Linked DNA regions of Homo sapiens: region 1 is linked to region 2. Evidence: chromatin loops called from intact Hi-C (ENCODE). Cell type or tissue: mammary epithelial cell. All regions are shown on one strand. Each heading gives the region's core, and the rest is flanking DNA. Links, peaks and the distances in the headings are about the cores only.

What was found. A loop is a pair of places that touch in the nucleus more often than their neighbours do. Peaks named below come from ENCODE experiments on the same cell type or tissue, not always from the same donor. Only the 100,000 strongest peaks of a DNase experiment are listed, where the experiment ranks them.
Region 1: a loop joins it to region 2, with 2.2 times the contacts of the local background. A loop is called at or near these places in 3 of 110 quality-filtered maps.

The regions. Positions count from the first base shown.
Region 1 is chr9:32,636,156-32,653,124 of GRCh38, forward strand. No RefSeq gene overlaps it. Among named protein-coding and RNA genes, the nearest start is that of TAF1L, 9.0 kb to the left of the region's middle. In mammary epithelial cell, for the core only: no CTCF peak of the experiment used is centred there; a DNase peak (open chromatin) is centred at 8,736; H3K27me3 peaks cover 167 bases.
Region 2 is chr9:32,579,105-32,596,073 of GRCh38, forward strand. No RefSeq gene overlaps it. Among named protein-coding and RNA genes, the nearest start is that of NDUFB6, 14 kb to the left of the region's middle. In mammary epithelial cell, for the core only: CTCF peaks have their summits at 8,968, 10,164 (motif pointing right) and 11,831 (motif pointing right); DNase peaks (open chromatin) are centred at 9,017 and 12,017.

The DNA of each region.
Region 1 (16,969 bases), core at 5,129-13,128, 56 kb after region 2:
CACCATGCCTGGCTAATTTTTTGTATTTTTAGTGGAGACAAGATTTCACCATATTGGCCAGGCTAGTCTTAAACTCCTGACCTCAGATGGTCAGCCCGTCTCTGTCTCCGAAAGTGCTGGGATTACAGGCGTGAGCCACTGCACCCAGCCTCTGTAAATCTCTTTATACATGAACTGCATATGTATGCTTCTCCAAATAATCTATAGCATTGTCATGCTTTACAATTTTGTATAAAAGGCATCTTACTGTGTGTACTCGTTTTTTTTTTCCCCCTTCCTTTTTTTTAAGAGATGGGATCTCACTATGTTAGCCAAGCTGGTCTTAAACTCCTCCTGGCCTCAAGCAATCCTCCCACTTTGGCCTCCCAAAGTGCTGAGATTACAGGCAAGAGCCACCAAACCCGACCTTACTGTATGTACTCTTAGCCAGAATGTTTTCTGGATAAAATTTATGTTTATGATATTCAACTATGTTGATGCATTCAATTCTATTTTTATAGCTCTATAGTGTTCTACAGTATGGTTATGCTACAATTTATCTATGTTCCTATGTTTGTTCATTTAAATTGTTCCCAAATTGTTCCTCTTATAAATAATGTATATGATTCCTTGAGCATATGTAGGACACATTCTCCAGGGTATACATCTAGGAGTGGAATTACTAGATTTTACAATATATGCTTTTTCAACTACACTTGCTATTACTAAATTGTTCTCCAAAGTAGTTGTACCATTTTACATACCTAACAGCAGTGTATAAAAGTTCTCACCTCTCCACATCCATTCTAACACTTAGCATTGTCATTTGTTAATTTTTGTTCATTTCTAATAAATGTATAATGATAATGTGGTTTTAATTTGTATTTTTCTGATTGCTACTGAAGGCTAACTTTTCATACACTTATTGACCAACTGTTTTTCCTCTTCTGTCAATTGCCTTTTCATATATTTTTATCTAATTTTTATAGTATCTTTAGGTTATCTGTCTTTTCTTTAATGTATAACAGTTCTTCATATATTATGGATTTGCTTGCAAATAACTTCCCCAGTCTGTGACATGTCTTTTAATCTATTTTAATGGTGTCTTTAATATATATTTTAAAATTTCAATCTTATCAAATTTTTCCTTTATGCTTTTTTTTTTTTTTTGAGACAGTCTTGCTCTGTTGCCCAGGCTGGAGTGCAGTGGCGCGATCTTGGCTCACTGCAACCTCTGTCTCCAGGTTCAAGTGATTCTTCTGCCTCAGCCTCCCCAAGTAGCTGGGACTAGTCTAGTCAACTGTCTTAATGATTTTCACAATTTGATTGCAGATTATCTTGGGTGGTTGTTTATGTAATCCTCTATAAGTAATCATATTTAAAGTGTTATTATTTATCATTCTATTTTTAAATACTATCAATTGTGTATGCATGTTTTTATCTCTTCCTTTTAGATAACCAATAGTATTTACTTTTCCACCTTGCTTTTCTTGCTTAAAAATATATCTTGGAGATTACTCTGTAGTAGTTTATAAAGAGATTCCTTCTTATTTTTGATAACTGTAGAGTTATCACTTGGGTGAGTATACCAGCCACCCATTGACAGGTATTTGAGTTGTTTCCAGGCTTTGCTATTTCACACAGTGCTGCAGTGAAAAGTCTTATGTATGCATCCTTTTTTTTTTTTTTTTTTTTTTTTTGGTCAGCACATCTTTGGGATAGATTCCTGCAAGAGGGACTAGTGGGTCAAAGAGTAAATGCAGATATTATTTCATCGGTATTTGCCAAGTTCTATTCCTTAGTTGTTGAACCATTTTTCATTCCTAACAGCAATGAATGAGAGGGACAGTTTCCCCAAGCCTCAACAACATAGCATGCTGTCAAATTTTTGAATTTTTGCTGATCTCATAGGTATAAGACAGTATCTCGCTGTAGTTTTAATTTCATTTATCTTATCATGGATGACATGGAGTATCTTTTCAACCAAGGGGAATTTGCATTTATTTTTCCTGTGTATTTGTTCATATCTCTTATTCATTTTTCTAAGGTTGTTAGTCCTTTCTCCTCTTTTTAAATAAGATTTTAATATGTTAGGGATATTTACCCTTTCTGTAATATAAATTGAAAGTATTTTGCCAGTTCATCACTTATTTTTTCATATCACTGTATATTTTACCTTTCTTATTAAAATATTTGTTCTCTGGACAAAGAAGTCTATGTTGGTAGTTTTTTATTTCTTTCAATATCATGAAGTTATCTTTCCATTGACCTCTGGTTTTCACTTGTACTGGCTTTTCGCATCAGCTGTTGATCAGATTGGTGCTTTTTTGTTGGTAATCTGTCCTTTTCCTTTTGTTATATTTAAGATTTTCTCCTTGCATTTCATTTTCTACAGTTTCACTACATGTTTCTGGAGGCAGATTTATTTTCTTTTTTTTCTTTCTTTCTTTTCTTTTTTTGTTTTTAGACAGAGTCTCACTCTGTCACCCAGGCTGGAGTGCAGTGGTACAATCTTGGCTCACTGCAACCTTCACCCACGGGGTTCAAGCAGTTCTCCTGCCTCAGCCTCCCTAGTAGCTGGGACCACAGGCATGTGCCACCATGCCAGGCTGGTCTCGAATTCCTGACCTCAAGTACTCTGTCCACCTCGGCCTCCCAAAGTGCAGGGATTACAGGCATGAGCCACTGTGCCTGGCCTGGAGGCAAATTTCTCTTTTTATTCTTTTAGCTTCATTTGACCCTTTAGGCTTATTAAATAGTAAAATTGAATGTCTTTCATTAGTTCTCTGAAATTCTTTGACATTATCTCTTAAAATATTGCCCCTGCTCCATTTTATCTTTTTCTTTTTTATACTCCAGTTATGTGAATGTTAGACCTTACTTTATCCTCTATGTTTCTTAGTCAATATTCTGTACTTTCCCTTTTAAAAATTTTCTTTAGGTTTCATTCTGTATATTTTTCTCTGACCCAGCTTCCAGTTTACAATTTTTTTCTTCAATTTTATGTAATCCTCTGTTAAACCCATCCATTCAGCTCTTCATTTTACCTATTGTATTTTTCAATTTTATAATTTCTAGTTGGTTCTTTTTTAGTTTTACAAGGTCACCTCTTATGGTTTCTATGACTGCACTGATATTTTTAAACAAAGCATTTATATCCATGAGCATATTAGTACTGTTGTTTTACAACATCCGTCTGATAATTCTGGTATTTGGACTCTTGTAGCTCTTGTTTTTGTTGTCCACTGTTTTCCTTAGTTCTGGCTTGATTTGTCTTGAGTCTCATTTTGCATTATAGTCTTTCATAGCTTGGTAAAAAAATTAAAATTATATTTATTGATAGTTTGAGACCCAGGATGGTGTTATTTTCCTTCACAAAGGATTTTACTTTTTTTCACCTTTAAGACACCTGAGTATATTAGCAGTCTGGAACCAATATTTGAGGGTTTGGCAGGCTAGAGTAAAATCCATAAACCATGCTTCCAGGTTGCAGTCTTTGTCTCAAGCCAGAGCAAAAGATACTATATTAGGGCCTCTGTCTTTGAGGGAGATGAACACCAGTTCCTAAACTTGCATGCATCTGAGTAATCAAAAGCTTAGCTCTGTGTCTGCTGCTTCCAGTCCATTGCCAAAAAGCCTCAAAGCCAAAATGGCAGGCCTTGTGGTTCCAGGATACACAGTGGGTGATTTCCCAAGATCTCAGTGAAGCTCTGCCTCAGCTTCCTTTTAACTATCAGCAAATCCTCCTTTCCAAAGAGATGTTGTTTCACCTCTTTGAGCTCTAATTGTTGTCTTAATTCCTTACTATCTTGTTAGATTCTAATGTTTGTAAGAAAGTGTGTGTCTGTGTGTGTGTTTTGTTCCACTTTTAAAATTGTCTTCAAGTGGGAGATTTGATTGAAATCATCTGCTCTGCTAGCCCTGGAATCTGGAATATGGGCTAATATCTTAATGGGGGAGACCAAAAATAAATAAACAAGTAAATACATATTATGTCAGGTGGTGATAAGTGCTATTGCGAAAACTAAGGCAGAATAAGGGAGATAGGAATGCCATGGGTGAGGGAAAAAGTTGTCAGGGAAGATCCTTCTGAAATTATGACATTTGAGTGAATAGCTATGAAAAGTGAGAGAGGTAATTGTTCTATGTAACTTTGGGGGCAGTGTGTGTGCAAGAGGGTAGGTGGCAAGAGATAAAATGATGAGGTGAGGGGGTAGCTGAGGGCAAAATTATATAGGGCCTTGCAGGTCATTACTGTTTCAGAATTTTACTGTGAGTGAAAGAAGGAGCCATTAAAAGTTTTGAGCAAAAGAATGACTTGATCTTACCTGCATTTGAAATAGATAACTCTGGCCTCTATGTTGAAAACTGATTGTAATGAGGTAAAAGAAGAAGTGGGTCCAGCTGGGAAGTTATTAAAATAATTCTGGTGAGAGAGTGAGATACGACGGAAGCATGGACCAAGATAGTAGCAACAGAGGTGGTGAAAGTGTTCAGATTTTTAATACATAGTATTTTGAAGGTAAAGTCAACAGGATTTACTGATGAACTGGATATGTGGTGTCAGAGAAAGACAGGAGATAAGGTTTTAGCCTGGGCAACTAGACGGACAGAGAAACCATTTCCTGAGATGTAGAAGACTGTATAAAGAGAAGACAACAGCAGAGACATGGGGGATGTTAGTGGAGAGTCAGGAGTTTGATTTTGGACAGGTTAATTTTAAGATTCCCTATTAGATAGATTTCAACTGGAGATTTCAGTAGAGGCCGAGTACAAGTCTACAAGTTAGGAAAATAGGTCAGGGCTAGAATTATAAATTTGAGGCTCATTGGTATATAAATGCTTTCAAAGCTTAGGGACTGTGAATGGTGTTACCTAAGGAGTAAGTAAAGACAAAGAAATAAAAAGATTTTAGGGCTAAACTCTGCAGTGTTCTAATACTCAGCAATCAGTAGATAAGAAGGACCTGAACAGCCAGTGGCATAGAAGGAGAACGAAGAGAAAGTGATGCTTCAAGCCAAGTGAAGAAAGTGATTAAAAAATGAAGCGTGGTCTGGCCGGGGGCAGTGGCTCACGCCTGTAATCCCAGCACTTTGGGAGGCCAAGGCGGGCAGATCACGAGGTCAAGAGATCAAGACCATCCTGGCTACAGTGAAACCCTGTCTCTACTAAAAATACAAAAAAAAAATTAGCCGGGCGTGGTGGCAGGCACCTGTAGTCCCAGCTACTTGGGAGGCTGAGGCAGGAGAATGGTGTGAACCCAGGAGGCGGAGCTTTCAGTGAGCTGAGATCGTGCCACTGCACTCCAGCCTGGGCGACAGTGCGAGAGACTCCGTCTCAAAGAAAAGGGAAGGGAAGGGGAGGGGACAGGAGGGGAAGGGAGGGGACAGGATAGGAGGGGAGGGAACGGGAGGGGAGGGGAGGGGAGGGGAGGGGGTGTTGTCAACCAACAGTTGCTGAAAGTGCAAGTAAAGCCATGGATTGAGCAATAGTGAGGCCAAATTTTAGAAAAGTAAATCTAAGGAATAAACAGCATTTGAAAACATTGGCATTAAAATGACATTTGTTCTTTTGAGTAAAATTTAAGAAAAAGAATTATAATGGGACCCTCTGGGCAACAGCAAATAACAGCCTTCTTTGGTATCAACTTGATAGACAGAAGTATCTCCCCACCCCTGCCGTGAAAAATGCTCAACAGTTTGTCACTTTATTTGCAGTATTATTTCTTTAGTCTCAGAAATAGCTTTGTACCCTTTGACTTCTAGATTATTTTTTATTTTTCATTTTTTCATATTTCATCAAATACTTTCATATATGATGATATGGTGGCAGGTGGGTATTAGGTAACTTTTGAGCTCTTATACAAAACAAAAGAAACATTTGGAATCTTCAAAGAATACAAACAAGCTTGCATGTCTACAAATTCTGAAACATTTTCCCAAATAATAACACATTAATAAAACCTTAAGTACTTTAATTATTTCTAAATTTTATATATATATATCCAATTAGTTCTTTCAGTCTTTGTTTTAAACATAATTTATTTTCTCCACAGAAAACATTTATTTTTTAGTTATCATACAGAATGGGAAATTCAATTTTCTTTCATCAAAATGATTTCCTGATGTCGTTCAATTTAAAAATTTTAATATGACATTAAATATGTTTAAACTACTTAGGATAGTTAAAATTAGAAATTGTTTCATTTTCATTTTTTATTTTTTTAAATAAGAAAAAGCATTTTATGGTGTGAATATTTTTGAGTGCATTCATATGAACATAGAAAAAATATAAACATTAAACTGCCATTTCTTGTTTTGAGGAAGGAATGATAGTGGGAATGAGAGTCATGGGAAAGGAGAACATTGTTGGTTTTTCTTTTTTATAACTTTTATTTTAGGTTTTGGGGTACATGTGAAGGTTTGTTATATAGGTAAATGTGTCACAGGGGTTTGTTGTACAAATTATTTCATCACCCATGCATTAAGCTATTACCCAATAGTTATTTTTTCTGCTCTTCTCCCTCCTCCCACCCTTCACTCTCAGGTAGACTACAGTGTACAGCATCTGTTGTTCCCTTCTTTGTGTTCATAAATTCTCATCGTTTAGCTACCACTTGTAAGTGAGAACATGCAGTATTTGGTTTTCTGTTGCTGCATTAGTTTCCTAAGGATAATTGCCTCCGGCTCCATCCATGTTCCTGCAAAAAACATGATCTTGTTCTTTTCTATGGCAGCATAGTATTTCATGGTGTATATGTACCACATTTTCTTTATCCAATCTGTCATTGATGGGCATTTAGGTTGATTCCATGTCTTTGTTATTGTGCATATTCCTGCAATGAACATTCATGTGCGTGTGTCTTTATAGTAGAACGATTTATATTTCTTTGGGTACATACCCAGTAATGGGATAGCTGGGTCGAATGGTAGTTCTGCTGTTAGCTCTTTGAGGAATCACCACACTGCTTTCCACAATTTAAACTCCCACCAACAGTGTATAAGTGTTCCCTTTTCTCTGCAACCTTGCCGGCATGTTATTTTTTGACTTTTTATTATAGCCATTCTGACTGGTGTGAGATGCTATTTCATTGTGGTTTTAATGAGCATTTCTCTAATGAATGGTGATATTGATCTTTTTTCATATGCTTGCTGGCTGCATGTATGTCTTCTTTTGAAAAGTGTCTGTTCATGTCTTTTGCCCACTTTTTAATGGGGTTGTTTGTTTTTCTCTTGTAAATTTGTTTAAGTTTCTTATAGATGATGAATAGTAGACTTTTGTCACATGCATAGTTTGCAGATGCTTTCTCCCATTCTGTAGATTGTGTGTTTACTCTGTGGATAGTTTCTCTTACTGTGCAGAAGCTCTTAATTAGATCCCATTTGTCAATTTTTACTTCAGTTGTGTTTGCTTTTGGTGTCTTTGTCATGAAATCTTTGCCAGTTCCTGTGTCCAGGATGGTATTGCCTAGGTTGTCTTCTAGGGTTTTTACAGTTTTGGGTTTTACATTTAAGTCTTTAATCCATTTTCGGTTGATTTTCCATGAAGCAAAATAATACTTGCTTCATGGGATCATTACGATTTTATAGGGCCAAGCATTGAGTAGGTGCTGAATAAAAGAAAAGTATTCATCATCACCATCGTTATCATCATCATTGTTCAATGATCTCCAAAATAAAGTAGTTAAAAAAGTTAAGCTAGGGTAAGCACTATCATTACCAAAGGTTAGGATTTGGTTTTACAGGAAATATATTTATTTATATTAAGAGTTTAACAATAAAACCCACGAAGGGGAAAAGGAGGGAAGATTCATTGCATTCCCTGTACTGGATAACAGGTATTTTTACACACATCTTTTAGTTAAACCTGACAAACCTTTCTTTAGTTAAATCCCAGAAAGGAGGTAGTATATGCCCATTTTATAGATGGAAATTGAATCTCAGAAGGACTAAGTGATTTGGCCAAGATCACATAGCTGTTAACTGGTAGAAGTGAATCAGCTTCACTTCTTTTGACTCCAAATTTCATACTAAACTTCAAACTTACAGTCACTTTGGAGGCTATTGAAATTGGACCACCCACTCTCATCTAGTCTAGATCTAAATCCAAAGCTTGTGGGTGGCATAGGCTTTCACAGCCCTCAGGTTTTCTTGTTTGGTTGGTTGGTTGGTTTTTGGAGATGGAGTCTTGCTCTGTTGCCTAGGCTGGACTGGAGTGCAGTAGCTCAATATAGGTTCACTGCAACTTCCGCCTCCCGGGTTCAAGCAATTCTCCTGCCTCAGCCTCCCAAGTAGCTGGGACTACAGGCGCCCACCACCATGCCTGGCTAATTTTTTTTTTTTTTTTTTTTTTTTTTTTGTATTTAGTAGAGCCAGGGTTTCACCATGTTGCCCAGGCTGGTCTCAAACTCCTGAGCTCAGGGTATCCTCCTGCCTCGGTCTCCCAAAGTGCTGGGATTACAGGCATAAGCCACCATGCCTGGCTATAGCCCTCAGCTTTTATTCACTCTTTCATCCACATCCTAACCACACCAAAGGAACCCCATAATTTGGAGGGCTAGTGACCACTCCTGCTGCCTGCACAGAGCTTAGCTGTGCCAGCCCTTCTCTGCATGGAGTTGGAACATTCCTTTCCCTGGACAGTTCCCTTCCTTAGCTGGCAAATTAGATGGAGCTGGGCCTGGGCCGACTGTACCTCCTGTGTTCCCATGGATGCAGTCACGCTCATTTCCAGTCAACCTTGGGTTGAAGAAGTTGCCTGACTCAGCAAGTCTGGCATTTCCTCCTACACAGTTCTTTCCAGCTTGTTGGCAATGGTATCCAGGAGTGGCTGGAGAATTCTGATAACAGCTTACTGGTTGGATTCCAGGGGAGTAGCTCTGGTTCTGCTGAAGACTCACTGGAAGGTGGAGAATTACTGCCAAAGGAAGTTAATGATGACCACTCCAGAAACTTTGACTACCTCTGTGGATGCCTTCACAACTGTTTAAAGCATCACCCTGGGGCTGAGACACCAGAAAATGAAACAAACTCCATAAATAGAAATTAACAATCAGTCTGTGACCCACTTAAGTAGATGTTACATCTCCTGCCAAAGGCCTGCCAGACAGTGTACCCTGAGTTAATGGCTTGGTGCCTTCGTTTTCATCACTCTCATGTGGAAATTAAACAATTGTCTCCTAATTCCCTTGTAGGACCGTGCCCTCTTCTTTTCTGACCTCCATTCATGGTAGCTTTTTTTTTTTTTTTAACTACGGAACTACTTCATAAAACACAGCCAGCCAGGCACGGTGGCTCACGCCTGTAATCCTAGCACTTTAGGAGGCTGAGGTGGGCGAATCACGAGGTCAGGAGATCGAGACCATCCTGGCTAACACGGTGAAACCTTGTCTGTACTAAAAATACAAAAAATTAGTCAGGCGTGGTGGTGGGCACCTGTAGTCCCAGCTGCTCGGGAGGCTGAGGCAGGAGAATGGCGTGAACCAGGGAGGCAGAGCTTGCAGTGAGCCGAGATCGCACCACTACACTGCAGCCTGGACTACAGAGCGAGACTCCATCTCAAAATAAATAAATAAATAAAAATAAAACATAAAACACAGCCAGTACAGAACTGCAAAAGGTGTCCGACTCAAGCAATTGTGGGTATTGGCACGTGAAAGTTATACTTACCATGCAATATCAAAGTTGTGAAACTCGAGTGAAGACATTATGTTTTTCTGTATTCTGTAAGCAATATTTGGCACACTCAGGGATTCACAAATCCTCTTTCAAGACCTTCCAAGATTGAGATTTAATTAACTTTTTATAGTTACATCTCCTTTATTATTTAACCTATGGTCTTGTCTAATAGAAATGTAGTATGAGGCACATGTCATTTTAAAGTTTCTAGTAGCTACCTTAAAAACATTATGTAAATTAATTTTAATAATACACATTAACCCAATCTATCCAAAATATTAAACATGTAATCAATATAAAAAATTATTAATGAGATGTTACATTCTTTCATACTAAGTCTTCAAAATCTGGCTATAAGAGGTACACTTACAGCACCTCTTAATTGGAACTAGCTGTTTCAAGTGATCAATAGTCTCATTTAATCAGTGGTTACCTTATTAGACAGTACAGCTCTATTCAAATATGTTGAAATTAAAAATAAATAGGCAAGTAGTATTATTAAATGAATAACTTCTCCAGAGGAAAGTAAACAGAGCGATTTAAGATATTGTTTCTGTTGCATACATTTTGCTTCCTAATAAGACATGTAGAGATTCAATAGTAGCTGCTGGTGCATGAAATAGATAACTTAGAGGTGAAGAGCCTGGCTTTGAGCCAGACAGACCAACCACTAAAATTTTGGCCCTGCTCAGGCCAGGCACAGTGGCTCATGCCTGTAATCCCAGCACTTTGGGAGGCTGAGGCTGATGAATCACAAGGTCAGGAGTTCGAGATCAGCCTGGCCAGCATGGTGAAACCCCGTCTCTACTAAAAATACTGAACTGTATTTTAAAAGGATTCAATACAATTAGCTGGGCAAGGTGGCGGCCACCTGCAATCCCAGCTACTTGGGAGGCTAAGGCAGGAGAATAGCTTGAATCCGGGAGGCGGAGGTTGCAGTGAGTCGAGATCACGCCGTTGTACTCCAACCTGGGTGACAAGAGTGAGACTTCGTCTCAAAGAAAAAAAAAAATTGGCCCTGCTCATTATTAGCTTGTGATCTTGACAAATTACTTTTCTAAGTCTCAGTTGCTTCTTCTTCTATAAACAATTCACCCCACTTGAGTCTGATATTGAGGGAAGTAGAAACTGAATGAGGAAGATGCCCAAATTGTGGAATGTCTTTAAGGCATAGAGCTTTATAAACTAAGTGTGCTGCCAAGAGAAGGATTATTTAAATGAACTGGTGAGAATGACAAGTGGAATGGGAAAAGAATGGAAGGGTACATAAAGGATGCATTACTTCCGAGATCCTTTCTCATTCTGATGTTTTATAATTTCATATTTTATATCAACTTAAAATGGATAATTTTGAAGTGCTTTGCAAATGTTTATTGTTTTAAAGTAACTATTCAACCTTAAATTTTGTCTGTGTTACAAATTTAGGAGGTGTAAATTTTAAGTGCCTATGCCTGATGAGGAGCAGTTGCAAGTTTCTGGGATTCAAATAAAAGAAGATCCTTACTTATTTGCAGGTAGTTCACAGAGTGACCCAGAACACTGGCTTTGGATTCTGAAATATCCAAGTTCTTGTTCAGCTCTCCCAGTTTTGGAATTGTCACTTTGGGTAAAGTCTCATAAACTCTACATATCATCTGCATGATGGAGATAATAATAGTACCTATCACGCAAGATTGGTGAAATAATTTACTTAGATGATGTGCAAAGCTCCTGTAAAATTTTCCATACATTTTAGTGGTTATATCTTGTTACTTTACAGTTCTGATCATTCTAATGCAGCCATTCCCATTTAGTAAAATCTTCGGAATGGCTTCTTCATGATGGTGGGAAATTTCCCTTTTACCAACAGCCAAATAAATGGCTACATGAAATAATATTTCTTCCGTCTTCACAGGGCTCCCTCCTAAAACAGCCACTTAGGAACAAGAGCCACTGAAAAGTGATGGATGTGCTCCCTTGACAACCCATAGCAGGAACCAGCTTGTGTAGCAGTGACACTGCAAACTAAGGAAGCAGAAGCCAGATACATGCATCCCTTGCCAGGGGGCTCCCAGTGGAGTCTTGTAGACTATGTTACAGTGTGCCGTGGCTCCAATTCAATTCTAAGCTCTAGTTGTGTGACTAAAAGCCTAAAGGAGAAAAAGGAAAACAAGCCTCAAAGTCCTGCCTGCTTCTGTCTTCTGGCAAGAAACTATGGCTATACATCCAGGAGGGCTGGAAGGGCTGAGTGGCATTATCATTTTGTAACTCTCTTACTCACCAAAAACACAGGAGAGGTTTTCAAATGAATGTATATTCATGAGGAATATTTTTTAAAGACAGTAGAAAGAATTTTTTTAAAAAGCAGCATCATCACAAGGCCTATTGGTTATCTCTGTTCAGCAACACACATTTAGGGGTCATGTCAGAAAATGGTATATGCTCAAAGGATCTGCCTTCCTTTAGGTCACACCTTTACATCATCCACTTATTCTGGAAACAATATTGTTCGTTCCCATGGGCTGCTTAAGATTTCTACGATATCACACTGACCAGAATACTTTGATAAGTTCCATTGCTCAGGATCCTGGATTTTTGACTGGTCAAGCCCCATCCAAGGAACTGCAGCACAAAATAGATGACTTAGAGGTCAAGAGCCTGGCTTTGAGCCAAAGAGACCAATCATTAGAATTTTGGCCCTGCTCGTTACTACCTTGTGATTTTGACAAATTACTTTTCTTTCTAAGCCTCAGTTTCTTCTTCTATAAACAAAGGCCAGAAAGATACCTACTTCATAGGATTGTTACTAGGATCAAATGAGAATGCCTATAAAGTGCTTAGCATAGTGCCTGGCACATCGTAAGATTTCAATAAACGTTAAATGCTTTCCCATGCAAAACTGGTGGAAATGTCTTTTTTGTTTCCAGGGCCTCTGTTCCTCTAGAGAATTGTCAAGTGATAAGAATCTATCCAGTACCAACAAGCTACACAACCAGAGCAAGACTGAAACAAGTCCATTTACCTGGCTCCACACAAAGCTCCTGTAGAATAAAAATACCTGTGACTAAAGAAGCATGGAATGTTAGTATGGGAAGGGCCTTTAGAGACCATTTAGTCCAATCTTTTATTTTCCAAAAAATAAGGATAAACAAAACTTCTGAGAGATAAAGAAACTTGATCCGTGTGAAGAGCTAGTTAGGGGTAGGGCCATGGTTCAAATCCAGATTTTTTGACCCTTAATCCTGTGACCTGATGAGCTCAATTGCTTTGGTGGTTAGAACAGGTGAAATGGCAGGGCATGAATGACCAAGGGGAAAGCCTCCTAAATGTCTAAGTCATCTCATTAAGCACTAATTTGTGATTCCATGATTGTATTACAATATGCTCTCTCAATAGCAAATAGAGAGCAAGTGATTACAAGATGCCACCTTAAAAGAAATCCTCCACTTCATAGGCCCTGCAAACCATCATCATCATGGTGAGTTTGCCTAAACACATTTGATATTGAACCATAATGTGTGAAACAATTCATCAAATGCTTGCAACCATTTATGCCAAAGAATTGGGGGGAAATCATAGAAATCTATACTGTGAACTGTAAGCCAATGGCATTTATGGCAAGTGAAATGTCATGCTAGACAGTCTCTACAATGACACCCAATAATCCCTACTTCCTGGTATTCATATCATTGAGTAATCTCCTCCCCTAGAGTTTGGGCTGGATGTATGCACTTGCTTCTAACAAATAGAATACAGCAGAAGTGATAGGATGTCAATTGTGAGATCAGGTTATAAAAAGACTGTGGCTTCCACATTTGGCACTCTTTTTCACTCTCCTTTAGTTTGCCTATTTGGGGGAAACCATCTGCCATGTCATAAAGTAGCCCCATGGATAAGCGCATGTGAGTAAGGTTGGAAGCAGACCTTCTGAGGCCTGCCTATAACCATGTGAGTGAGATCAGAAGCAGTTTTTTCAGCCCCAGTCAAGTCTTGAGATGACTGATAGTTTGACTGCAACCTTGTGAGATACCTTAGGCCAAATGGTACCCAGCTAAGCTGCTCCCAGATGCATTACCCATAGAAATTATGATATAATAAATTTTAGGGTAACTTGCAATAGATAACACAAAATGCAGATAGGATTGGGATATAGCAACCCTGAGCACAGGGCTTGATGTCGTGGTCCCCCAAAAAGCAAATATTTTTGTTCTTATTATGGACAGTCCAGAAAAACAGTATTCATTTTCTGTGAGACTTCTCCAAGGTTCTACAAAAATCAAATAAATATACTTGTGGATGATCTCAGTGCTATTATCTGGATTGTGAAAGTGGGAAAGTTCAGTTTATTGCTATCCTTGGTGCCTGGCAAATCTTGGCTCTCTATAAATATTCTTGAATGAATGAATGAATGAATGATATCTCCCAATGGCATAACTGGTTCTGCACCAGTCTTATGGGAATACTATTTTTAAAATATCTTCCATTATGTCCTCTGTAATTTCTTAGTAATTCAGGTGTTATTTTTCTTTCCCTTGTATCCCATCTGCTTTAAAGGTAAGCCAAGAGTCATTTTGCTCTAGTGAAGGAAGGGATGGGTGCTATCTTGAAAAGAAATCTTCTTTTTTAGTTCCATAGCAAGACAGAGTTGAAAGCCAGATACTGATGAGAGAGAACATTTTTAAAATAAATTCCCAAATCTCCTTTTTTATGTATAAGTCGTGCATATCTGTATGAAAATGCAGTTTTCCACGGCCAGACTGCTGTTCTAAGTGGGTCCCTGATCCCATTTCTCCTCACTGGGCAGGACGTCCAGGCTGGAGCCTCCAGCTACCCCCACTGGTGTTTTCTGGCTGATGGAGGTTTCATACCTCCCTGGGATGGAGCACCCAGCAGGAGGGTGGACCACCATCTTTGCTGTTTGGGACTTAGCTGTCTCACCCTTTGGGCTTTGGAGAATCCAGGGCATCTGGGGACTGAAGCAGATCCCCAGAACAGCACAGCTGCTCTATGAAAACATAGCCAGACCTGCTGGTTCCCAATACCATTCCTTCTCACTGGATGGGACCTCCCAATGGGGTCTCCAGCAACCTCCTACAGGTGTCTTCCAGCCAGCAACAGGTCTGAACCTCTCTGGGAGGGAGCTCCCAAGGGGAGAGGAAGGCTGCCATCTTTGCTGTTTCACAGCCTTCACTGTTGATACCCCTAGGTACCAGAAAAGCCAAGGTGACTAGGGATTGGTATGGACTGCTGGCATACTGCAGCACCCCTACGGAAAAGTGGCCTGTTCCTGTACCTCCTCACCAGGCAGGTCCTCTAGGCATGGGCCTCCAGCCACCCCCTGCTGGGGCTATTGAGCCAGTAGCAGCTCTGCAACTCCCTGGGCAGAGCCCACAGGGGTAACTGAAAGCTCTCTGCCACCACCTCTGCAGTGGACGTGCCCTGCTACTCTTGGACTAGCAAAGGGGCAAAGACCCTAAGTGCCTCACCCATACCTCCAACAAGCTGCAATTGACCCAAGGAGAGGAGGCAGGTATATTTTCCCTGAATCCCACTCTGCTTGTCACCAGACAGGGAACTCCTGGCTTGAGCCCACAGCACAGACCCTCCATCATGGGCTGATTGCACTGAGCAATTGCTAACCTGTATCTCCCTGGGGTAGAGCCCCCAGGAAACAAGAAAAAGACCCTTGGCCACAACCACTACTAAGGTCCCTTCCTCTACTGCCTCCAACTTGGGGGAGGAATGTAAACTCTGAGATAACCCCAGAGCTGCAGTGGGCAGCCTAGGAGTGCCAAGCCATGATTTACATCCACACTCAAGGGAGATAGGAGCCCACTTTCAGAGCATTCAGAGGGAACACAGCTGCAACTGTGAGGAAAGACAGGGAAGCCACAAAACTGAGCAAGTCTATCAACTGACCAATATGTCTAAACACCACCAAATGGATCACATCCAAAGCTTCAACACCAAAAATAACCCACTAACACTGTAAAACCAAAGACAAGAAGTCAGCTTCAAATAAAGACCATGCACAAAACCTTGGCCTTGTTAAAAAAAATCTAGAAAAGAAGTCAATTGACTGTACTTAATCTACACTGCAGTTAAAGGAACAAGAATTCCAGTACCAACACAAGAATTCCAGTAACTCAAATGGACAGTGTCATGTGTCCTCCAAATGACTGCACCAGTTCTCCAATAAGAGTTCTTAACCAGGCTGACCTGGCTGAAAAGACAAAAATAGAATTAAGAATATGGATAGGAAAGATCATTGAGATTTAGAAGAATGGAAAAACCGAATACAGGGTAACTAAGAATCACAATAAAACAATGCAGGAGCTGAAGGACAAAATAGCCAGTATAAAAAGGAACCTAACAGCTCTAACAGAGCTGGAAAACACAAACAAGAATTTCACAATGCAATTACAAGTATTAACAGCAGAATTGACCAAGCTGAGGAAAGAATTCTTAAAGAAAAAAATATTCAACCAAGAATTTCATATCCAGTGAAACTAAGCTTTCTAAGAAGAGGAGAAATAAGATCCTTTTCAGATAAACAAATGTTGAGGGAGTTCATTACTACCAGACCTGCCTTACAAGAGGTCTTGAAAGGAGCACCAAATATAGAAAGGAAAGATTGCTACCAAATAATACAAAAGCACTCTTAAATACACAGACCAGTGACACTATAAAGTAACCATACAAACAAGCCAGCATAAAAATCAGCTAACAACACAATGACAGGATCAAATCCACACATATTAATACTAACCTTTAATGTAAATGGGCTAAATGCCCCACTTAAAAGGCGCAGAGTGGCAAGCTCGATAAAAAAGCAAAACCCAATGGTATACTGTCTTCAAGAGACCCATCTCGCATGTAAAGACACACATAGACTCAAAATAAAGGGATGGAGGAAAATCTACCAAGCAAATGGAAAACAGATAAAAGCAGGGTTGCAATCCTAATTTCAGACAAAACAGAATTTAACCCAACAAAGATCATAAAAGACTAAGAAGGGCATTATATAATGATAAAGGGTTCAATTCAACGAGAAGACCTAATTATTCTAAATATATATGCACACAACATAGGAGCACCCAGATTTATAAAGCAAATTCTTAGAGACCTACAAAGAGACTTAGACTCCCACACAATAATAGTGGGAGACTTCAACACTCCACTGACAGTATTAGACAGATCATCAATGCAGAAAATTAACAAAGATATTCAGGACCTAAACTAAACATTGGACCAAATGGATCTGATAGATCTCTATGGAACTCTCCACCCCAAACCAACAGAATATACATTCTTCTCATCGTCACAATACTCTA
Region 2 (16,969 bases), core at 6,508-14,507:
CTTACTGGACACTCCCACCAGCACCATGACGGTTGACAAATGCCATAGCAACGTCAGGAAGTTACCCTATATGGTCTACAAAGGGGAGGCATGAATAATCCACCCCTTGTTTAGCATATCATCAAGAAATAGCCATTAAAAATGGGCAACCAGCAGCCCTCAGGGTTGCTCTGACTATGGAATAGCCATTCTTTTATTCCTTTACTTTCTTAATAAACTTCCTTTCACTTTGCACTGCGAACTTGCCCTGAATTCTTTCTTGCACGAGATCCAAGAACCCTCTCTCGGGTCTGGATTGGGACCTCTTTCCTGTAACATATTTCTCTGTCCTGCAACACTGTCTCCAGGTAGTTAGTGTCAGAACTGAATTGAATTAGAGGACACCCAGCTAGTGTCTCCTGCAGAATTGATTGCTTGCTTGAGGTCGGCTGGTCAGGGGACGGGGAGGGGAGGAGAACACCCCTGCTTCTGGTGTCAGAAGTGGGTTGTGAGACTATAGTGTGAGAAACTGAATTTGTTTTTCCTCTCTATTCTTCAGAAGAACTAACTCGTTTTGAAAACTGGCAAGGAAAAAAAATCAAGCATTTTTCTAGGCTCTCTATACAAATTGCATCTTAAAGTAATAAAATGATTCATGAGGGGAAATTTCTTCAAAGAATCATTAAAAAGCTAATGAAAGAAAAGGGGATGGCACAGTTAGAATATCACCATTTTGCAACTGTTAAAGTTTATTAATAAATCAATGCAGTGGTTTATCCGTCAATAGCTGCAAACATCTCAAAAAGGGACCAACTGCGCCTCCTGGTGGAAAGCTGCCTCATTGCCTGTGAAGTTGCCTTGCCAAACATTGAACCTGAATCTGATCAAGTTTCTAGATCTAACTAGTTATTTAATAACAGAGGAGCTCCTTATACAACACCAAAATGATACATTGAGATAAATCTAGATTGTAGGAACTGCATATAAGTGATTCGGTTTCTTATAAAATATATTGAGTAAAAAGAAAGGAGAGAGAGGAGAATCCATAGATTAAAAGAGACAGAGGGAAATTTAAACATTACCTCGATATATTAGGGAATTGTCATTAATTTTTTTGTGTATGATGATTTGTGGTTATATTTTTGAAAGGAAGTTCTAATCTCTTAGAGATCTCTTCTGAAATATTTATAGATGAAAGGGTAAGAGGTCTGAAGTTTACTTCTGAATAATTGAGAAAGGAGGAAGAAGGCATAGAGAAATAAGACTAGTAATAAGTTGGCAACTGTTGAAGCTATCTGATAGCTAAATGGGGGCTTATTATAGTCTCTCATATACTATTTTGTAAATATTTAAAAATATTCTAAATAAAAAAATTTTTTAATTATGCCTTGAGGCTGGGCACAGTGGCTAATCTCATTGCTTTGGGAGGCTGAGACAGGAGGATTCTGTAAGCCCAGGAGTTCGAGACCAGCCTAGGCAACATACTAAGACCCGCCCCCCCACCCCCCACCAAAAAAAAATGCCTTGAAGTAGTAACTAAACTGTGTATTTAAACTATTACTAATCCTCAGTCTGTCTTATTACATTTTGGACTAAAATTTTGCAAACTACTTACATTGGAACTCTCAACTTTGTTATGGTGAGATCTGAACAATTGATACTAAAGGGAGAGTAAGCCCCTGAGTGCTTAAACATCACAGGAAATACTATATTTAGGTTCCCAATTGTTACCGAGTGCAGGCTCAGCTGCTCACCACTTGCAAAGCCAATAACAAAGATGAACTACAGCTAAAGGAAAGTTACTTTATTCCAGAGCTAGCAGTGGAAAAATGGCCAAAGCTAGTGCCTTAAAGAAACCGTTTCAGCTTTCTAGGTCAAGGGTAAAGGCTAAAGGGGAGTTTGGTATGATGGGCATGCAGGAGTGGTGATAGGGGTCAGCCTATGTGACTTGTTCTGATGACTATCTTGAGCTGTTGCCCCATCTGGTGTGTGGGCTAGTGCCATCTCTGGGACAGCCAGGTTGCAAATTAACTGCAGCCTTGAAGTAATCTCCAGGTGGGGGAGAATCCCACAGTAGACTGAATTGCTTTAAGATTTAGTCTCTGGAACTTCTAAACAAACACGTAATTAGATAAGGGAAACACTGTGCAAAGGGGTGCCTGGGAGAAAGAGTGAGAGCAAAGACTATTATCTCATTGTTAAAGGCAAGACAAGGAACGGGCAGGAAAGAGAGAGAGAAAAACTTTTAAAAACAGGACACTTAGTTACACAATGAGTCATTTGATAACCCAAATGTTTCCTTTGCGAGTGGAGTTAAATACATTTAGTATTTCTTGAATTTGGAACCATCATTCTGGCTTACTCTGGGAAATTACTACATCCTCCCCACTCCCCACCACTACCACATTTGAAAATAAACATAAATAAAATCAATATTGCTTAGAAAAATATACCACTGGCTACTGATGACCACATTTCCATCCTTTCTCACTTATCTCTGGCTGTGAAACTCATGAGGCTGAGTTGAATAAAAAGGGAGCAGTGAGAGACCGTGTTCAGCTTAGCACAAGCAGAAAATGTGGACTCACAAATTCAGATAGTCTGCAAGACCTGGGTAACTACTGGAGACATTCCCACCAGAGGGCACTCTAACTTGCTGAAAAATTAGAAATACAGGTAAATTGCATTTTATCTAAGGCCTCAGTAACCAGCCCACAAAACTCAAAGGAGCTAAAGCACAGTGGGCAGGGAAGAGATGGGGCCAGGAAATAAGATGAGGAGGTGTCTTCTGTCAGTAAGGTTATGTCTTAAACTTTGGATCTGTCTAATAAGGGTCTACACCTCCAGCTATGTTTTTAAAAGCCAGTAGGGTGCTTCATTTGTCCCCTGGCAGAGTGTACTAATTGGGGCACACAGGCCGTGGATTTCAGAGGCTGTGGAGAGAAGACAGCTTTGAGTGCAAGACCTCCCCGTCAGACTGAGTCTGCAACCAGGAATGGAGATGGGAGTTCCACATCCAAGTTCCCTTTCCATTGTTCAGTCAAAAATTTAAGAGCCTTTGTCCTATCTTCATTTTAAGCACCATTTGTCCCACATAATTGAAAAAAAAATTAATTCCTCCAGAAATCCCTTTATCTCCCTGTAAGATTCTTTTTTTAGCAAAAACAAAACAAAACAAAACAAAACAAAAAATATATATATATATAGCTTCACCCAACCACACAAGACATTATTATTTTCAAGGGGACAAGGAGGCAAACTTGCTCATGTTGATCAGAAAAATCTGTGAAGATGCACAAGCGAGGGCATTCTCTTACAAATCCCTACTGTGGAATTTTCTGGTCAGTGTTTTGGAGATACACAGAAACTAATGGCATCAGCAATTCATGGTGGAGTTTGCTACTTATAGGGCAGACGGTCACACACAGTGTACCAGAGACGGAGTTTTGAGCTGCACCTTTAGTTGAATATTAGTTTCCATCTGGGGAGCACAATGGGCTTGACTACCACTGTCTTCTTATCCTTCTGATATTAGTAGAGCAGAATCACTTGTCTGACGTCTTAAACATTTAGTAGTCTAAAACAATATTCATTTGCTCAAATTTGACTTCTAGTTGGACCCCAGCGCTCTCAGTGGCAAGTGGTGCGGTGCCAGTGAAACTCTCTTCAGAAAGAGCAACTGATTGGCCCGGCGCAGTGGCTCACGCCTGTAATCCCAGCACTTTGGGAGGCCGAGGGGGGCGGATCACGAGGTTAAGAAATCGAGACCATCCTGGCTAACACGGTGAAACCCCATCTCTACTAAAAATACAAAAAAATTAGCCGGGCGTGGTGGTGGGCGCCTGTAGTCCCAGCTACTCGGGAGGCTGAGGCAGGAGAATGGCGTGAACCCGGGAGGCGGAGCTGGCAGTGAGCCGAGATCGCGCCACTGCACTCCAGCCTGGGCGACAGCTAGACTCCGTCTCAGAAACAAAAGCAAAACAAAACAAAGGAAAGAGCAACTGATTAAAATCACTAACTTTGTAACACAGGAGCCCTCGAGTTCTCTGCAAAAGTTTCTGAACTTTGTGTTTTCATTTCAATGATGATTTTAAAACTCTGGCGTGAGTATATTCTAGATCACTTGGATAACCACCTTATAACCAAATACCCAAACCGTATGAGTGTTTACAATTATGTGGGAGCCAAGAGGAGGCCCTGTAATGTTCTGGCACTTTATATGAATAAAGGTTTCATAGTCGTTCAGATGTAGGGAGGTAGTGAAGACAGTCACCTCGTAGCACACTTCACATGACACTTCCTTTAGTAGGTGAGGTAATAAATAGGCCAAATGGAAAAGCATTTATTATGACTTTTAATTGTTCTAATATTTTATTACTATCGCAACTTGGAGGGTGCTATGAAGCAGATCAGCTCTTCAAAACAATGAATTGGTTCAAATGATTGTCATTATTTAAAAGGAAAAATAGAAAAATGCCCGTGACTCAAATAATGTTCCAGTGTGTTCAAAGTCAATGCAATACACAATGAAGCATAAAATCTCCAAATGCATCTTTCCACTATTCAACCCATACCATTGTTTTTGTTTTATGAAAACATTATTCCTTGAATTTTATTAGTTTTATGCTTTTGTTTGCACTTAACTTGAAAATTAATTTCAGTTTTATAGTTGAAACAAACTATACACTGAGTGTATATGTAATTTGATGATTATGAACACTTAAAGGAATAAAAATAATTTAACACTGGAGATATGCAATAATTTTTTGCTCCTCTAAAAGGGATTATTATATTATTTAACTTTGAAAAACACTGTTATAACATCATATAAGTTTATTTTTTCTATAAAGTTATTAATAATCAACAGGGAATAAACTAAAGAAAACCAGAGTAGGCATATAATCAAAAGCTCAGCTGCACTGCCTTTTAGGGACTAGAATGACAACTAACTTTGTAGGATCTAATATTTTTTTCAAAACACATTGTTAGTATTATTTTTAGTTGACAGATAATCATTATATATGTGGCAGGGCATGGTGGCTTACGCTTGTAATCCCAGCACTTTGGGAGGCCAAGGCAGGAGGATTGCTTGAGGTCAGGAATTTGAGACGAGCCTGGGCAATATAGTGACACCCTGTCTCTAGAAAATAATAATAGTAATAAGTATATATATTTATGGGGTACAATATAATGTTTTGAATACACTGTAGAATGATTAAATCAAGCTAATTAATATATCCATCACTTACTAATTTTCTGTGGTGAGACATTAGAAATTTACTCTCTTTGGCTGGGCACAGTGGCTCACACCTGTAATCCCAGCGTTTTGGGAGGTTGAGGCGGGAGGATCACTTGAGCCCAGGTGTTCAAGATCAGTCTGGGCAACATAGTCAGACCCCCGTGTCTACAAAAATTAAAAAATTAGCCCAGCGTGGTGGTGTATGCCCATGGTCCCAGCTACTTGGGAGGCTGGGATGAGAGGATCACTTGAGACTGGGAGGCTGAGGCTAAAGTGAGCCATGATCATGCCACTGCACTCCAGCCTGGGTGACAGAGCGAGACTCTGTCTAAAAAAAAAAAAAAGAAAAGAAAAGAAAAGAAAAGAAAAAAAGATTTATTCTTTTAGCAATTTTGATGTATACACTATTTTAACTGTAGGCACCCTGCTGTGTAACACATCCCACAAATTTATTCCTCTCGCCTAACTTAAATGTTGTACCCTTTGACCAACATCTCTCTGTCTACCCACTCCCCCTTACTCCCAGCCTCTGGTAACTACCATTCTACTGTTTACTTTCATGAGTTTGACTTTTTTTAGATTCCATGTATATGTGAGATCATGTGGTATTTGTCTTTATTGCCTGGTTTATTTCATGTACTATAACGTCCTCTAATTCATTCATGCTGTTGCAAATGACAGGATTTCCGTATTTTTTTAAGGCTGAATAGCATTCCATTGTGTATACATACCACATTTTCTTTAGCTATTCATTCACTGATGAACACTTAGGTTGATTCCACATCATAGGCTATTGTGAATAGTGCTGCAATGAACATGGGGGCACAGATAAAAATCTTTTCAACATATTGATTTCAATTCCTTTGGATATATATCTAGAAGTAGAATTGCTAGATCATATGGTAGTTCTATTTGTAGTTTTTTGAGGAAAGATCTAGTATTCTTAGATGTAAGAGATTATTCTTTAATTTCAACCTAGTAAATTACATTTCATAATGATGCATCTCATGGAATCTCAGAGGTCAAGTGTTTAAGCCTAAAATTTTCTAAAGTCTTCCAGAAAGGTATGTTTTCTTTTTGTTCTTCCTTTCCTTCTTTTCTCTTTTCCCACCGTGAGTAACTAATTTTGTCTTTTTTTCTCCTTAGTTTTAGTTGATTTTCTTGGTTGAAAGATGGCTTTTGGAGGGAAAAAAAGTGGGATCTGAATCATTTCAACTGATTATAATACAAATTTACATGGTAATTGATACAATTTGCCTTCATTTTTTACTTCATAGACGTGACTTAAGAGTCTTAAAAGTCTTCACTATTAGTAAAATGTACTGTTGAGCATTGTATATAAATGCGGCTGTCTTCTGTTTATGCTTCCAAAATAATTTCTTTCAAAATTGGAGTCAATCCTCTCAAACCATGCTGCTGCTTTATCAACTAAGTTTATGTAACACTTGACATCCTTTGCTGTCATTTCAACAATGTTCATAGCATCTTTACCAGGAACAGTTTCCATCTCAAGAAACCACTTTCTTTGCTTATCCAGAAGAAGCAACTTCTCATCTACCAAGCTTTATCATGAGATTGAGGCACTTCAGTCACATCTTCAGGCTCCAGTTCTAATTCTAGTTCTCTTGCTATAGCCACCACATCTGCAGTTACTTCCTCCACTGAAGTCTTGAACCCCTCAAAGTCATTCATGAGAGTTGAAATCAACTTCTTCCAAACTCCTGTTCATGTTGATACTTTGACTTCCTCCCATGAATCACAAATCTTCTTAATGGCATATAGGACAGTAAATTCCTTCCCAGAAGGTTTTCAATTTACTTTGCCCAGATCCATCAGAGAAATCACTATCTATGACAGCTGTAGCCTTACGAAATGTATTTCTTAAAGAATAAGACTTGAAAGTTGAAATTACTCCTTGATCCATGAGCTGCAGAATGGATGCTGTGTTTGAAGGCATAAATACAACATTCATTTCTTTGTACATCTCCATCAGAGCTCTTGGGTGACAAGGTGCATTGTCAATGAGCAGTAATGTTTTGAAAGAAGTCTCTTTTTCTAAGCAGTAGTTCTCAACAGTGGGCTTAAAATATTCAGTAAACCATGCTGTAAACAGATGTGCTGTCATCCAGGCTTTGTTGTTCCATTTATAGATCACAACCAGAGTAGACTGAGCAAAATTCTTAAGGGCTTTTTAGGGATTTTCAGAATGGTAATTAGCAATGGCTTCCACTTAAAGTCTCCAGCTACATTCGCCCCTAACAAGAGAGTCAGCCTATCCTTTGAAGCATTGAAGCCAGGCATTGACTTCTCTCTAGCTATAAAAGTCCTAGATGGCATCTTCTTCCAATATAAAACTGTTTGGTCTACAATGAAAATCTGTTGTTCAGTGTAGCCAACTTCATCACAGATCTTAGCTACATCTTCTGGTTAACTCGCTGCAGCTTCTACATCAGCACTTGCTGCTTCACCTTGCACTTTTGTTATGGAGAGGGCTTCTTTCCTTAAACCTAATGAACCAATGGAGAAACAGCCAGTTGGTGGAGCAGTCAGAACCCACAGAACCTTTATCAATTAAGTTTGCCATCTTCTATGGGTGCGGTTCATTGCACCACAAAACAATTAGAATAGTAACAACAAAGATTACTATGAAAGATCACCATACCAGATATAATAATGAAATAGACTGAAACATTGCAAGAATCACCAACGGGTGACACACAGACATGAAGTGAGCATATGCTGTTGGAAAAATGGTGCGGATAGACTTGCTTGCCATACAATTGCCACAAACCATTAATTTGTAAAACATGCAACTTATGTGAAGTGTCATAAAGTGAAGCACGATACAACAAGGTATGCCTGCATTTGACCCAGGAACTCTGGCCTGTAGCTTCAAATCAAAATCCCAGGCTAGGTGGTGGCTCACACCTGTAATCCCAAACTTTGGGAGGCTGAGATGGGTGGATCACTTGAGGCCAGGAGTTTGAGACCAGCCTGGCCAACATGGCGAAACCCCGTCTCTGCTAAAAACACAAAACTTAGCTGGGCATGGTGGTGCACACCTGTAATCCCAGCTACTCGGGAGGCCGAGGCAAGAGAATCGCTTGAACCCAGGAGGAGGAGGTTGCAGTGAGCCTAGATTGTGCCACTGCACTTCAGCCTGGGTGACAGAGCAAGACTGTCTCAAAACAAGCAAACAAACAAACAAAAAATCCCACCGATAGTTTTCAAGGCTCTTAGTAACCTGCCTTTATTTTGCCTACACCACTTAATTTCACCCTCTTCCCCTACCTCAACCCTACATTATGGAGCAATTGCATTTCTGTCCTTCAAAAATATCACCGTATTCACTACCGTCTCCTTGAGTTCTTCCTATCTGCCAGCAGAGAGTCTTACCCAAGTCCTACTGCCTCTGTAAACTTTGACCTCCGTGGCTCAGTGATTTTTGCTTCTTTTGCCCATCTAAAGGCTTCTTTGTCTGTTAAACCTATGCCAAGTTTTGCTTTCACAAATGGCTCAGTTGAAAAATTTATTCAACATCCCACTCTGCATAGCTTGAATATACCTGAAATAGCTATTATTTGGAAACAGGCACATCCATATCTTTGCAGGACATCTTGGAATAGAGTTCATTAAGAAGTTTAATTAGCAGGAAATGATGTATGATAACATTAGTAAATGTCTGGTGGCTAAACTGACAAGGCCCTGTTTCCAAACTTCCCATGTGGTGAACACCTCACACTGCACTCACCATGGCTAAAGCTGTGGGAAGCACCTCTTTTCAAGCCTCATCATTTCCAGCCACAGCCTGCCTCTGACTCCACAAGAGCAAACTCTGTCAAACAGAGTGTTGTGGTTTTACTTACAGCTGTTCTGCTGGATGTTTTCAGTATTTATAAACCATGTGCTTGCTCTTAAAACTTGCAGAAAAGAGTTCAAATGCTCACATGTGTCTCTGAAGAAAATCATTGCCTTTCTCTCCTATTATCTTCTTTCTTTCTCCCAGTTTCTTCTCTCCTGTCTTAATCAGGGTAATTAACAGATAACTCCAAATTTTCATTGGCCTAAAATGATAAAAGTGTATTTCATGTCCCCATCACAGTCTATTGCAGGTTATGGGGATTATGGTGTAGGATTAGGCTCTACTCAGACATTCAAGGACGCAGGATGATAAAGGGTCCCATGGTCTGCCTGAGCAATGACATCCACCAGATGTGGGTGGGGAGGGGAGACAAAAAAAATGGGGGACGATGTTGGATATTTTAGGAGCTAGAACTGCAAGTCTCCCATCCACATTCTATTTGCCAGAACTCAGTCACAGGGCCCCACCTAACTGCAGGGAATGCTGGAAAATGTAATTTAGCTATGTTTTTGGGAAAAGAACAAAATGAGTTTGATGAACAAACCCTTCATTCCATTTGGCTAGGGAGAGGTTTATATATACGCTTCCTTGGAGGGCTAAGGAAGGGTATATGCAACCAGTCCACAGAAACATCCTTTGACATCTCATACATGCCAACAATGTGTTTGATGGGTCATACACAGTCCAGTTACATCTGTAACAAACATCTAGATCCTATATAATATACCGTCTTGTATAAATCTTGGATCGTCTCACATATACATTTGTTAATTCTTCAATGAGACTTCACAGTTGAGGGGGTGGCAGTGAGAGGAGACAAGCTAGAAAGGGCTGTTTTCCATAGGAAGGGAAAAAAGAAAACAACTTAGTTTTAGAAACTTAATTGAATGTATATCCACAGAACACGATATTACAAAATTAATCAGTGCGGAAAGTTGAGTGGAAAGATACTTATTTCTGAGCAAAAGATTGTATTGGGGACAGTTAATTTGGGTCTAGAGGCATGAAAACGCATATTTTAAAGACTCAAATGTAAGGTCTTAAAGGATGCACTCATAGTTTCACAATTAGGAGATTCCACTAGATGGCCCTGTTTCAAAGTGCTACAAAGCTGGAGATGTACAGCTTCCTGGTAACTGCAACTCTCAGACCTTTTCAAGTATTTAGGGCACTTTGTTATCAACTGTAGTTGATTTTTCTAAAATACTATTGATGTGGCAAATTTCATCGTTTAGTATGACATGGAAATGTTTTGGTAAAAGAATTTAGCCCAAAGTTTTCTTAACAGAGTATTTCGTTCTGAACAAATCATTTAAAATGAACAACCTGCACTGAAATGACAGCCTGTCCCCCAAAGTGCAGAATCAGCAGTGATGTTGCAAGAGTTCAGGAAGAAGCTGGAGCTGTAAATTTCCCTTGCTCCAAGTGGATTTTAAAGCCAACACAGATTCTGTCCCCCCTCCCTTTTCTAGCTCTATTTTGAGACACACATTTCAAAGTCCTAGGTTATTCCGCTATGTTATATGGATTTTGACAACTCCAAATAAGTCTAAACCACCCAATCAAAATATTTTCTGAAACTAAAATAGGATGATTATAATAAAAAGCTACAAAACCCATATTTATTAACTAGGGCCTGGTAGTTGTCCTTATTAGACATCTCCAGAATTGCTGACGAGATAGAACAGAGAATGCTAGTGTCTCTTTTTCCTAACTGTGCATTCATTAATACTGGCATCCTTTGTGTCAGGTATTTGCTCTCAAACCTAAAAGGAAGTTTATCCAATTAAAAATTAAAGACCAATGGTGGGATCTTCCACCACTTCTGCTCTCATCATTGCCTCCTGCAAATTTGATAGTGGCAACATTGGTTTATTCCCAGAAACAAAGGAAGCCAACAGCAGAGCCTCCACTCCTACCATCCATCAGGATTGTTCCTGTATGTAAATGGAGGCCCCACACTACACTCAACATTATTAAACGGTTCTTTTTTTTTTTTTTTTTTTTTTTTGAGATGGAGTTTCACTCTTGTTGCCCTGGCTGGAGTGCAATGGCATGATGTCAGCTCACGGCAACCTCCGCCTCCCTGGTTCAAGCGCTTCTCCTGCTTCAGCCTCCCCAGTAGCTGGGATTATAGGCATGCGCCACCACGCCCAGCTAATTTTGTATTTTTAGTAGAGATGGGGTTTCTCCACGTTGGCCAGGCTGGTCTCAAACTCCTAACCTCAGGTGGCCCGCCTCGGCCTCCCAAAGTGCTGGGTTTACAGGCATGTGCCACCACACCCAGCTCATTATTAAACAGTTCTAAGACACATCCACAATTGTAGATGAGAAATCAGAGTACTACTTTTGGCTAAGATAGTCTCCTACCAGTACTATGGCTATCTAGTTATCTCGGATATTCTGTTGAAAATACCTTCCATCCCAGTTCTTCCAGATTTACAGCAGTCATATATTTCCTTATCCACTAAAACCTAAACCAAAAATGTTGCACATTTGTGTGTGCTTTTATCTGTGTGTGGGAGGTAGAATAAGGAGTCCAGAGAGTTGTGGGATTAAACTTGGCTGAGCTAATATGTATGTAATTCTACCTCTGGCTATGATGAACTACCAGGGACTGGATTTACCTTTTTACCCCCAAACAACTAGAAAATCTGACAAAACATATGAAGCAATGGTTTTAAGACGTTGGACAATGTGGGATTATGATCCCCACCAGAGGGAAATAAATGAAGTGAGCCCTACAATTTCCCCATTTTTCTGCTTGAAGAAGTTTTTAGGTTGCAGTGCAGAAAGAGAAAACCCAAACAGAGCACAGCAGTCTCAATGAGTTAGAGACTGAAGTTTTAGGAAGCCAAAGCAGCTAGAATTTCCTTCAGAGTGGAGGGAGCTACAGAGGGAGAGAGCAGAGCTCTGAAGTCTTCCACTCAGTAGTGATCTGTGCATGAGTCAGAGAAAACTACCTGAGGCCAGAGAAAGAAGCCTGAGAAATCACTACAACAAACAATGCCAAGCATGCAAAAAAGCAGGAAAACAGATCCATAACGAGGAAAAAATAATTGATAGAAAAAAACAAAAATGACAAAGATAATGGAATTAGCAAAGAAGGATGTTTTAAAAAGCTATTACAAATATGCTCCATATATTCAATAAGTTGGAGGAAAGCAAGAATGATCAGGAGAGGAATGAGACAACCTACAGAATGGGAAAAATTTTTTGCAATCTATCTACCTGACAAAAGTCTAATAGCCAGTATATACAAGGAACTTAAGTAAATTTACGAGAAAAAACAAACAACCCCATTAAAAAGTGGGCAAAGGATATGAACAGACCCTTCTCAGAAAAGACATACCTGCGGCCAACAAACGTGAAAAAAAGCTCAACATCACTGATCATTAGAGCAATCTAAATCAAAACCACAATGAGATATTATCTCACACCAGTCAGAATGGTGATTATTAAAAAGTCAAGAAACAATAGATGCTGGCGAGGTTGCAGAAAAATAGGAACACTTTTACACTGTTGGTGGGAATGTAAATTAGTTCAACCATTGTGAAAGACACTGTGGCAATTCCTCAAAGATTTAGAACTGGAAATACCATTTTTGATCCAGCAATCTCATTACTGGGTATATACCCAAAGGAATAGAAATCATTCTGTTATAAAGATACATGCATGTGTAGGTTCACATGCAGCACTATTCACAATAGCAAAGACATGGAATCAACCCAAATACCCATCAGTGATAGACTGGATAAAGAAAATGTGGCACATATACACCATGGAATACTATGCAGCCATAAAAAGGAATGAGATCATTACCTTTGCAGTGACATAGATGAAACTGGAAGTCATTATCCTTAGCAAACTAACGCAGGAACAGAAAACCAAACACTGCATGTTCTAACTTATAAGTGGGAGCTGAACAATGAGAACACATGGATACAGGGAGGGGAACAACACTCACTGGGGCCTGTTGGGGGAGGGCAGTGAGGGGAGAGCATTAGGGAAAACAGCTAATGCATGCTGGGCTTAACATGTAGGTGATGGGTTGATAGGTGCAGCAAACCACCATAGCACACGTTTACCTATGTAACAAACCTGCACATCCTGTACATGTACCCCAGAACTTAAAAATAATAATAATAAAAACAACAACAAAAACACATAAAAATATGTGGGGTGTAGTTAAAGCAGTGCTCAAAAGGAAAGTTATCATATTGAAGAATAATATTTAAGAAGAAATGACTCAAATCCATGATTTAAGCTTCCACTTAAAAAATTATTAGAAGAACAAATGAAACCTGAAGTAAGCAAAAGGAAATAAATGAAGATCAGAAATCAAAGAAAAAGGGAAAAGAAAGGTAATAGAGAAAAAAAAAACCCAATGAAACCAAGAGTTGTTTCTTTGAAAAGACAAAAAAGTAAATCATAAATTTCTAGTCAGAATGATGAGAAAAAGTAGAGAGATCACAAGTCGCCAATATCAAATGAAAGAGAGAACATCACAACAGATCCTGCAGACATTAAAAGGAAAATAAAAGAGTGTTATAAACAATGCCATGCCAATAAATTCAACAATTTGGATGAAATGGACAAATCCCTTGCATGACAAACACTCGCAAAGCTCATACATTAACAAATAGATAACGTGAATAACCCTATATCTATTAGGGAGATTTAATTTGTAGTTTAAAAACCTCCCACAAAGTAACCTTCAGCTCCTGGTGGCTCTACTGGTGAATTCTAACAAACATTTTAGGAAGAAATAATACCGGTTCTACACAAACTCTTGAGAAAACCAAAGATGAGGGAACACTTCCCAAATCATTCTACAAGGGAAGCAGTACCCCAACATCAAAACCAAACAAAGACATTACAAGAAAACACAATCACAGGCCATCATCCTTCATAATATAGATACAAAAAGTCTTTAGAAAATTTTAGCAAATCACATCCTGCAGTACACAATATGATAACATCAGGACTACACAGGGTTTATCCCAAGAATGCAAGTTTGGTTGAAAGTTCAAAGATCAACTAATGGAACTTACCATATTAACATAGGAAAAGAGAAAAACTGTATAATCAATAGATGGAGAAGAAGTATTTGACAAGATTTAACACCCATTCATGATTTAAGAAAAACCCAAAACAAACAAAACAAAGATTCTCTCAGCAAACTAGGAAAAGAAGGGAACTTCCTAAACCTGGTAAAGAGTATCTACAAAAATTCTACAACTAACATCTTTTTTATTGTTTTCTTTAAGAGATGTGATCTTGCTATGTTGCCAAGGCCGGCCTCAAACTTTGAACTCCTGGGTTCAGGTGACCCTCAAGCCTCAGCTTCCTGAATAGCTAGGACTACAGGTACACGCCACTGCACCAGCTATTAACGTATTTAATGGAGAAAATCTTAATTCTTTCCCTTAAAATTGGGAATAAGACAAAGATGCCTGCTTATACTACTTCTATTTAATATTGTACTGAAGGCCCTAGCCAGCACCATAAGGCTAAGAAAAGAAATAAAAGATATACAGATTTGAAAGAAAGAACTAAAACCATCTTTATTTGCAGGCCAATAATGCTACTAGAAATAATGAATTTAACAAGATTGTAGGATACAAGATCCATATATAAAAATCATTTATATTCATATATACTATAATGAACAATTGGAAGTTGAAATAAAAAATACAATTCACAATAACATCAAAAATATTAAATACTTAGGGATATATTTAATAAAACATATTTAAGAGCCACACACTGAGAAACTATAAAACTTTGCTGAGAGAAATTAAAGACCTATATAAATACAAAAAGCATATTTATGGATAAGAAAACCAAATATTATTAAGATGACAATTCTCTGTAAATTGATCCATAGCGTCAACACATTTTCATTCAAAATGCCAACAGGTTTCAAATAGACATGGCACTTTTGCAACTCAGTAATAAGAAAAAAAATACATGATTAAAAAATTTTTTAATCTCATTTTTATAATAGGCAAAAAATTTGAATAGACCCTTTGATAAAGTACAGTTTTGAATGACAAATAAGCACAGAAGAGATGCTCAACATTATTGGACATTACAGAAATGCCAAAAAAAACACAATGCAACTTATCATCATTATTATTATTATTTTTGAGGTGCAATCTCACTCTGTCACCCAGACTGGAGTGCAGTGGTGCGATCTTGGCTCATTGAAACCTCCGTCTCCTGGGTTCAAGTGATTCTCCTGCCTCAGCCTCCCGAGTAGCTGGGATTACAGGTATGCACCACCACGCCCAGTTAATTTTTTTGTATTTTTACTAGAGACGGGGTTTCACCATGTTGGCCAGGCTGGTCTCAAACTCCTGACCTCAAATGATCCACCCACCTCGTCCTCCCAAAGTGCTGGGATTACAGGTATGAGCCACCATACCCGGCCCCCCAGTGCAATTTATAAAGAATGATTATACCAAGTATTGACAAGTAAGTAGAGCAATTAAAACTTTTTCTTCTTCTTCTTCTTTTTTTTTTTTTTTTTTTGAGATGGCGTCTCGCTCTGTCACCGATGCTGGAGTGCAATGATGCAATCTCGGCTCACTGCAACCTCTGCCTCTCGGGTTCAAGCGATTCTCCTGTCTCAGCCTCCTGAGTAGCTGGGATTACAGGCGTGCGCCACCACGCCCAGCTAATTTTTGTATTTTTAGTAGAGACGGGGTTTCATCATGTTGGCCAGGCTGCTCTTGAACTCCTGACCTCAGGTGATCCGTCTGCCTTGGCCTCCCAAAGTGCTGGGATTGCAGGCGTGAGCCACCACGCCTGACCCAATTAAGACTCCTATACATTGCTGGTGGAAATGCAAAATGGTACAGTCACTTTGGAAAACAGTTTGGCAGTTTCTTAAAAAGTTGAATGTATATTTACCATATGAACTAGCAATTCTATTCCTAGATTTACCATGAGAAATTAAAACATATGTTCACACAAAAATTTACACTCAAATATTTATAGCAGCTTTATTTGTAATAACCAAACCCTAGATACAACCCTAATAAATTAGATGGTAAATGTATTAACTAATGCGGATAAGTCCATATAATGGCATACTTCTCGAAAATAAAAAGGAACAACCTACCGATACAAGCAACAATATGGATGAATCTCAAAACATGCTAAGTGAAAGAAATGAGACACAAAGAGTACTTACCGTTTAATTCCACTTATATTGAATTATAGAAAGGGCAAAACTATAGGTATAGAAAGTAAATCAGTGATTGCCAGGGGCTAGAAGTGTGAGGAAAGGATTGACTACAAAGGGATACAAGGGCATTTTTTTGGAATGAGGAAATGTTCTGTATCGTGATTGTAGTGGTGATTGCATGACTGTATATGTTCATTAGTATTCAATAAACTATACACTTTAAATTGCTGGATTTTCTTATGTATAAATTATACCTCAATAATAAAGATTTTTTTAAACATATAGAATGTCAAAAACCCACAAGGTAAATTGCATAAGAATGGTGACAAAACATACATATATTCTTTGGATTTCTAATGCTGAGTTCCCGAAACAACTGAAGTCTTTAATCAGACAGGCACTAAGTAGCTACCATTTAGTTAGGGAAAGCATAGAGTGAACTGAATAACCAAGGTACAAAGGGTACCCAGGTATGTGACCTACTTCAGACCAGTGGGATTGGGAGGGTGAGGAAAGATGTGAATTAGGCCTTGGTGCTAAGATAAGCATCTCCCAAACAGTTCCACAAAGCAAGTTAATTTGTGGTTTCCATTTGATCAACACAGAGCTCTGGAGCACTTTCTGTGAGTCAGGCAAAGAGTGTCAGCCCCTAGACAAAAATAAGATGAGGCATGTGTCCTTAAGGGCAAAACCA